2 separate regions of the Homo sapiens genome follow, and region 1 is linked to region 2. Evidence: read pairs that join two places in POLR2A ChIA-PET (ENCODE). Cell type or tissue: B cell. All regions are shown on one strand. Each heading gives the region's core, and the rest is flanking DNA. Links, peaks and the distances in the headings are about the cores only.

The links. Peaks named below come from ENCODE experiments on the same cell type or tissue, not always from the same donor. Only the 100,000 strongest peaks of a DNase experiment are listed, where the experiment ranks them.
Region 1: POLR2A ChIA-PET joins it to region 2 with 6 read pairs; 4 of 35 experiments call an interaction of 5 or more read pairs at or near these places.

What each region holds. Positions count from the first base shown.
Region 1 is chr15:59,218,892-59,223,293 of GRCh38, forward strand. It overlaps MYO1E (myosin IE), which reads right to left. Exons shown (of 28, transcript NM_004998.4): 9 at 4,168-4,300. Among named protein-coding and RNA genes, the nearest start is that of LDHAL6B, 14 kb to the left of the region's middle. In B cell, for the core only: no CTCF peak of the experiment used is centred there; no DNase peak of the experiment used is centred there.
Region 2 is chr15:59,422,528-59,426,929 of GRCh38, forward strand. It overlaps a transcript of FAM81A not described here. Among named protein-coding and RNA genes, the nearest start is that of FAM81A, 13 kb to the right of the region's middle. In B cell, for the core only: no CTCF peak of the experiment used is centred there; a DNase peak (open chromatin) is centred at 2,254; H3K27ac peaks cover 336 bases.

The DNA.
Region 1 (4,402 bases), core at 183-4,182, 200 kb before region 2:
ACAGTGTGTGGACTAGCACTGGCTACAGGTGAAAGTTCAGGTCAGATTTAAAAGGTTAGGACAGATTCCAATGCTGGGGGTCCTTGAATGGTATGATATATTTGGGCTGGAGGCAAAAGGGGGCCTGATGGCTAATAAAGAGGGGCATTATAAGAAGATTCCTCTGAGGGTAGCATATGGAGTGAAATGAAGGGGATGGTATTGTTCATATCCTGCCCTAATGTCACATGGTATGGCAGTCTGTGGTCTTTGGATAGAAAAACGGAGACTTCCATAGCTCAACATCTTGTTTCAGACCATGAAACTTACCAAGGAGGGCTAGTGATATAAATGGGGTTTTCTTGATTTCTGGGCAGAACGTTCTCATATAAATAAATGACACCATTCTTTGACATGAAAGAATGCTCAGATTTTTCCAATATGAATGAAAGATTTTTATAGATGCAATGCAAATTTTGAACTTGGCTGAGTTTTCTTTTTCTGCATAATGCTTTACCAAAATTATCTGATAAAAGAATTTTGTTAAAGGCCTTATGATAATGCTAAAAAATCACAAGCCTCCCAATAAAGGATAATCTGTTTGAATTTCACAGATGGTGTTAGAATATAACGGGCTGACATTTCTCAGTATACACCTTCCAATGAGATTAAGTCAGTGAATACATTTTGAAAAAGTATAATGCCAGAACAAGACATTTATCCTCTATATGAGTGTTTCACAAAAATGCTTTGAGCAATAGAAGGGCTTCCTTTTAGAAAGGACATGTAAACAAAATCAAATGCACTGATCTGAAAATGGCCATTATCCTTAGTTTAGTTTTACTGTTAACACATGTCTAGGAATCTGGATATGTCTTCCAGTGAACTAAACGTGCATTCATCTCACAGAGTTGAACATTTCTTTTGATTGAGCAGTTCTGAAACACTCTTTTTGTAGAATCTGCAAGTGGATATTTGGAGCACTTTGAGGCCTGTTGTGGAAAAGGAAATATCTTCACAGAAGAACTAAACAGAAGCATTCTGAGAAACTTCTTTGCGATGTGTGCATTCATCTCACAGAGTTGCACTCCTGTGCACAGAGTAAGGACAGATGACATTCATAAATCAGACTGGACCCATGTCGGGTTGTTGTGAGAATCAAGAGACATTCACCAACATATCCAACTAAGAAGGGATTTCTTAGTTTGTTTAGCTTCACAGCAACGTAAAGGTTTGACCAGGGAAATGCTACATTTCCATTAGTCTAAGGTCAGGTAAAAAAAACAAAGCTTGTTTGGCCAGGTGTGGTGGCTCACGCCTCTAATTACTGCACTTTGGGAGGCCCAGGCAGGCATATCATCTGAGGTCAGGAGTTTGAGACTAGCCTGGTCAACGTGGCAAAACCCCATCTCTACTAAAAATACAAAAGTTAGCCAGGCGTGGTGGTGCGCACCTGTAATCCCAGCTACTTGGGAGGCTGAGACAGGAGAACTGCTTGAACCCAGGAGGTGGAGGTTGCAGTGAGCCGAGATAGCGCCACTGCGCTCCAGCCTGGGTGACACAGAAAGACTCTGTCTCAAAACAAAAACAAAAAACAAAATAAAACAAAAAAGCTTGCTGTTATTAATGGCTATTTTGCTTTAGTAGGCCAGTTCTGATGAAAATCTTACCATTTTTTTCCATTTTTTTTCTGCACTGCAAGAGCAAGAGAAAGTCTGCTTTTTTCCATTATAAAGGCATGGACTACCACTTCCCTCTACAAATTTATTCCATAGATATACTAAAATATGAGAAAGATGATAGAAACCAAGGCTATTCCTTTCAGTAGTGTTCATTCAGTCTTGTAACAGCAGAAGATCAGAAACCATATTAATGTCCAACAACAGATAAATAAAGTGTAGCCAATGAATGGAATGCTATGCAGCTACAAAAAGGACAGCCAGGTGCAGTGGCTCAATCCTCGATTCCCAGCACTTCCGGAGGCCAAGGCGGGAGGATGACTTAAGGCCAGAAATTCGAGACCAGCCCTGGCAACTAAGCAAGACCCCATCTCTTAAAAAAAAAAAAAAAAAAAAAAGATAAAGCTCCTTAGGAATTGATATAGCATCATCTCACATTATATATATAATTATATATATAATATATATATAAAATTTATATATATATTATATATATATACACACACATAATTTTTTTTCCCTTTTTGAGATGGAGACTCGCTCGTTGCCCAGGGTTCAAACGATTCTCCTGCCTCAGCCTCCAGAGTAGCTGGAATTACAGGTGCGCACCACCACCAAACCTGGCTAATGTTTGTATTTTTAGTAGAGACAGGATTTCACCATGTTGGCCAGGCTGGTTTCAAACTCCTGACCTCAGGTGATCACCTGCCTCAGCCTCCTGAAGTGCTGGGATTACAGGCATGAGCCACCATGCCTGGCCTAAGACACATGTTAAGTGAAAAAGCAACTGTAGAACATTGCAGTATAAGCCCCCAATATTGCACAAAAGTGAGAAAAAGGAGTGGTTGTGTGTAGTTGTTTTGGAACACACATCCTTTAAAGGGAACACAAGAGACTGAGAATCTTGGTTACCTCTGACGAGGGGAACAAGTGGACTAGAAAAGGTATAGAAGGGAGAACTTTCACTGCATACCCCCTCAAGCCACGTTAATGTATTACCAAATGAACAAAACCCCAAATCAAAGGAAATTATTGGTAGGGGGAGGCCCATTTCCTGGACCTCTCTGGCTTCCATCTCAGCCTTTTCCAATCTCCATGCCTCCATCGCCTCTAGTCAGGGAATTTCATGGGCAGTTGCCAGTGCTCGGCCTTACCCATCTGGCTGAGAAGACTACTAACTCTGGACATCAATGTGCAATAAAACACTTCTTGTTTCAAACATCTAGGGAAGTGTTTGCTGTTTCAGTGTCATGATTTTGTTTTCAAGCATAAAGAGGCAGTAAATTATTTTACTATCCAAGAAGGCAAAAAAAATCCAGTCTACTTCAACAGAAACTACCACCAAACCAACACTGTTACAATTAAAAGGCCAAGTGTTAATGATCCTACTGGAAATATATGTGCATTTGTTAAATGTCAAGGATAATGTACACAAAGTTTAGAAACATAGTTATCCTTATTATGATTATTAGGTCATGTTTTTAGACTTTATGGACACCCTGTATATTTATTGTTTTCTACTCCCTTCCCTGGTAAACATAATTCATCTTTTTCTTTATCAGATAGACATCAGAAGTTAGCAGAACTTCCCTCTTTTATCAGAAAAGAAAACAAAAACATAAAAAAAGAACCTTATTTGGAATGGAAATATCCCCACTGCATTGTCAGCAATGAGTGGGATGCTATTTATTACTAAGCATCTAAATTTATCATCCTTAAAGAATGCTGAGAAAGGAAGAATGTCTTCCTGGGTGGTTAAAGGATGTGTGGGTTCTGAGAGCAGCCTGCAAGCTGTTGATGCCTAAGAGGCTAAAGTCATGTGCCGCTGTATTTATGGTAGATTTTGGGCACATGTAACCAGCAGCACCTCTCTGTAGGAAGAACCCTGATTTTTTTTCTCAAAGAGTAAAAACGACCATTTAGGTGTTGAGGCTCCAGGTATACAGATGTGATCATTAAAAGTGATCATCAGAAATGTCAACACAACAGTCAATGTCCATCTTTTTCTGTGTTCAGAAATCCAATGTAATCCAATCCATGGAACAAACTGTGAAGCTGTGAGCTTCCCATATTTACATATATTATATTGCTTGCTCTTTAAAACCTGTAAGTGAATTTAGATCCTAAAGACCAGTTACTGAAAAGGTTTTGATAAAGACAATAAATCTTTTGCATTAAGCCATTACTCTAATCCCCATTAAAGAGATCACTTTATCTTTAAACCAAGGTGTGAAATCCTCCCAGCTTTCCCCAGGTTAATGATAAATTGAAACGATTCCATTAATAATCGATGGTGTGGGACTTGGAAAGGCTGGGGGTAAGGACAGGGACAGGTGCATAGAAGAGGTCTGGTCTCTCGTGAAGCCATTCTGTTTGCCACAGAGGACATGTAGATTTATCACTTCTTCCCAATATTCCCATTTGAGATCTAAGCAAAGGAAAGTGCTAGGTTACTTCTAATCAGAGCTAGCCACCCCTCATTCAATGGCCACATGCCAGGGCTACGCACACTCTTCACTCTCCACAGCCGCGTAGTTGCCAACTTCTTTGAAGCTGATGTTTCCCAGGTGGAGAATACCCGCCACTATCTGCAACACCAGCGTTTGCTCTTCTGCAAAGATCCCAATCACATTCATGGCGTGCTGGAAGAGAAAAGAGAAACTATCCAGAGAAGCTGGTCACCAGCTTTAAAAGCACCTTAGGAAGAAGCCAAGGCACAGCAGCTGCTCTAAATAAGGATGTGA
Region 2 (4,402 bases), core at 90-4,089:
GTGCAGTGGTGTGATCTCAGCTCACTGCAACCTCCGCCTCCCGGGTTCATGCCATTCTCCTGCCTCAGCCTCCGAAGTAGCTGGGACTACAGGTGCCTGCCACCACGCTCAGCTAATTTTTTGGAATTTTAGTAGAGACGGGGTTTCACTGTGTTAACCAGGATGGTCTCAATCTCCTGACCTCATGATCTGTCTGTCTCAGCCTCCCAAAGTGCTGGGATTACAGGCGTGAGCCACATGCCCAGCCACCTCTATCTAGTTTCAAAGCATTTAAAACATAGTTAAATGAAATCTGCATGAAAGTAAAGTTAAAGATTCCTTGAGTGGTTCATAAGAAATTTCTGTCATTTATTGAATTCACAAGTTAATTTAAGTTTTAAATGGTAAATTTCTTAACTGTATGAATATTTTTTCACTTTGCTTTTTTATTTGCCTATGGAATAATGATAATAATGATAGTAACAGCTGTTATTTATGGAATGCTTACTACATGTGAGAGACTTTGTATATATTTTCTTTTCCAATCCTCACAACAACCTAATGAAATAGGTATTATTATTATTTTTTATTTTTTAATTTTTACTTTTTAAGACGGAGTCTCGCACTGTCGCCCAGGCTGGAGTGCAGTGGCGCGATCTCGGCTCACTGCAAGCTCCGCCTCCCAAGTTCACGCCATTCTCCTGCCTCAGCCTCCCTAGCAGCTTGGGACTACAGGCGCCCGCCAACACGCCTGGCTAATTTTTTGTATTTTTAGTAGAGACGGGGTTTCACCCTGTTAGCCAGGATGGTCTCGATCTCCTCACCTCGTGATCCGCCTGCCTCGGCCTCCCAAAGTGCTGGGATTACAGGCGTGAGCCATCGCGCCTGGTCTGAAATGAGTATTATTATTAACTTTTGATAGAAAAGGACACTGCAGCTCAGAGATTTTAGCAAACTTTTCCCAAGGTCACAGAGTTATCGCTTGGCTGAGCTGAGATTTAATCCAAGTCAATCTGACTCCAAGACTTGACCTCTAAATCACAGCACAATAACGTTTCTTGTGGACACAGACTTATTATATGTGACAAAAGGGAATTATGGAGAAACGTAAACTCTTAGGAAGCAATAAAATGGATACACATAAACTCAAGGTTAAATATTTGGAAATAAGGAATGAGAAGCTAACAAAATACAGAAATTTTTATAGAACCATTCACAATTAAGGAGATTTCATGCTGAAAGTTTTTCATATAATGTAAGAGACTTATATTTAATTACTCACGGGTCAGGATTTTTAAACATGATTTATAACTATTACTGCCTCTCTCTTATATCACTGATTTCTCTTCCTTTACTGGATCATTCCTATCTGAAAGGAAACCTAGGTTAACATTTTCCATTTTTTTAAAGAACGAAACAACTTATCTTGACCCCACATCATTTCTTTCTGGCTACCTTCCCATTTGTCTGCTCCTTTCACTGCGGAACTTCTTGAAAGCATTGCCTGTGGTCACTACATTCTCATTCACCTCCCATCTTTTCCTTAGCCCACTCCAGTAGAGATTCTGTCCCCACCATTGCACCCAAACTGCCCTCATTAAGGTCACCAGTGACCTCCTTGTTGCCACGTTCATCACTCACTTTTTGGGCTATACCTTTTGGAACTTTTCAGCAGCCTTTGACCCAGCTGACCAGAGGGTTCATACCCTCCTTGAAACTCTTCTTTTGTCTTCTGTGTTACCACACTCTCCTGGTTTTCTTTCAACTATGAAGGCTCTTTCTTCTCAGTCTCCTTCCTTGGTTCTTGGTTCTTGATTTCTGGCATCTGGTTCTTCCTTCTCTGGCCCAGGGCTTCATTCTGAACCCCATACATTTCCCCATGTGCACATCTTCCCTAGATAATCTCATCCAATCACAGGGCTTTATGTATCTCCTGTATACTAATGCTAATCAAAGGATGGCTTCTGCTCAAATTCTCCCCAAAACTTCAGACTCACAGTTCCAGCTGCCATCTTGATGTTTTTTCCTAGAAGTTGGTAGGCATTACATACTTGACAAGTCCAAAACTAAGCTCTCGATATCCACCACTGAATCTGCTTTTCCCACAGAGTTCTCCATTTCATAAATGGCATCATTATTTACCTATTTGCTTACGTTATAGAAGAAAAGCCAGAAAAAATTCTTGATTTCTCTTTCCTCTTTTCCTGCATCACAAGTTCGCTGAACTCTACCTCTGCATTCTAGTCAAAGTCAGTCCACCGTGTCTATATCTATTTCCTCTGCAGTCATTGTAATCCAAGCCACTGTCATACCTCACTACTACAATAGCCTTAAAACTGGTTTCTCTACTTTCTCTTCCTTCTCTTATGCCCTCGTAATTCGTTCTCAAAACAGCCACCAGAGTAAATCAGATCAGTTACTCCTCTGCTTAAACCATTCCATGGCTTATATCAAATACAACCAAAACTATTTACTGCAACTTTCAAACTTCAACATACATTCTCCTCTGGTACTCCTCTTTTTCCCTCTTTTATTTAATTTTAATTTTAATTTTATTTTATAGAGATGGGGTCTTGCTATGTTGACTAGGCTGGTCTCAAACTCCTGGTCTCAAGAGATCCTCCTGCCTCAACCTCCCAAAGTGTTGGGATAATTTTTCCCCTTAGAATGTAAGCTCCATGAGGGCATAGACCACGCAATGACTACAGTGTCCCTGTGCCTATGATAGTGCCTGATACAGTCTAGGTGCTTGATGGATGAAGAAATTGAGGCTCAAACAAATAAAATGACTTACCCCAAATCATCGACTTGGTGAGAGATGAAGCCAGAATTTGAATGCAAGTCTTTGAATCTTGGAGTCCTTCTTTTTCATTACCATTCATGTAATATGTGTTCAGCAGATAATTATTTTAATTATCTGAGTTATGGAAAAAGGCCCCTGACCTTCTGTTATTCATAAGCCTTATTTAAAAATTGCTAAAATAGTTTTTTTCTTTTTTATTGCTTTATAAAGTATTATTACAGTTACACACAGAAAAATCGTACTTTAAATGAATACTCTATCTGGAAAATATTTTTGTTTTAGTAAAATAGGCTTTGCCTTGGCTATTCTTTTATTTGTTTATTTGTTTGTTTTTGAGACAGGATCTCACTCTGTTGCTTATACTGGAGTACAGTGGCATGATCATAGCTCACTGCAGCTTCAAACTGCCAGGCTTAAGTGAGCCTCCTGCCTCAGCCTCCTGAGTAAGTGGGACTACAGGCCTGCATCACCATGACTGGATAATTATTTTATTTTGTAGAGATGGGGGTCTCACTATGCTGCCCAGGCTTGTCTTGAACTCCTGGCCTCAGGCGATCCTCCTGTCTTGGCCTCCTATTGGGTTTACAGGCATAAGCCACTGCACCCAGCTGGCTATTCTATTTTTAATGGGCTCAAACTGAACTTAAAAGTCATCTTCTGATTTTGTTTGGTCAGAAAGTTATTAAAATATATTTGGAACAATTTGCTATGCAGTCAATGAGTTTATGTTCTTTTGAACAAAATTAGTTTTTAAATTAGTCTTTAGTCCTCTAAAAAAGGCTTCATAATGCCATTCTAAAGTGGAAGAATTGTGGTTTGCTAACCACACTTTTTGAATTGTCTCCAAAACAGAAATACAGAAATTATGTCCTGGGAATAAAGGCAGTAAGACTCTTAAAGAAATAACCAGAAGAATTTCAAAATAATAGGTACAAGTACTTTTAAAATATTCTATAATTTATTTCTCCTAACTCTGGATTAAAAAAAAAAATTGGCTCTAAGAAATACACGTACTGACCAGGTGTGATGGCTCTTGCCTGTAATCCTAGCACTTTGGGAGACCGAGGTGGGCGATCACCTGAGGTTGGGAGTTCAAGACCAGCCTGACCAACATGAAGAAACCCCGTCTCTACTTCTCTACTAAAAATACAAAATTAGCCAGGCGTGGTGGCGCATGCCTGTAATCCCAGCTACTGGGAGGCTGAGGCAGGAGAATCGCTTGAACCCAGGAGGCAGAGGTTGCGGTGAACCGAGATTGCGCCACTGTACTCCAGCGTGGGCAACAAGAGCGAAACTCTGTCTCAAAAACACCCAAACAAACAAACAAAGAAATACATGTACTCAGTTTATAAAATCAAACTTGCTTATACTGATGTTTCTTCATCTTTTACTGTTAGACATTATCTAGTCACTTCCTACTAAGGAAGGTGAGGATTTAGTTCTCCAACACGCCTCGACATACCTCTGCCACATACACTTCCCCCCTAAGCTTCTCAATAGAGTGACATAGCAATCTTTCATTAAACCAACACTCAGTAACATATTTACATTATAACTATTGTTCACAGCTGAGTCAAGTATGATTGAACACATTTCTTTTAACTCTTAGCATTAAGCATT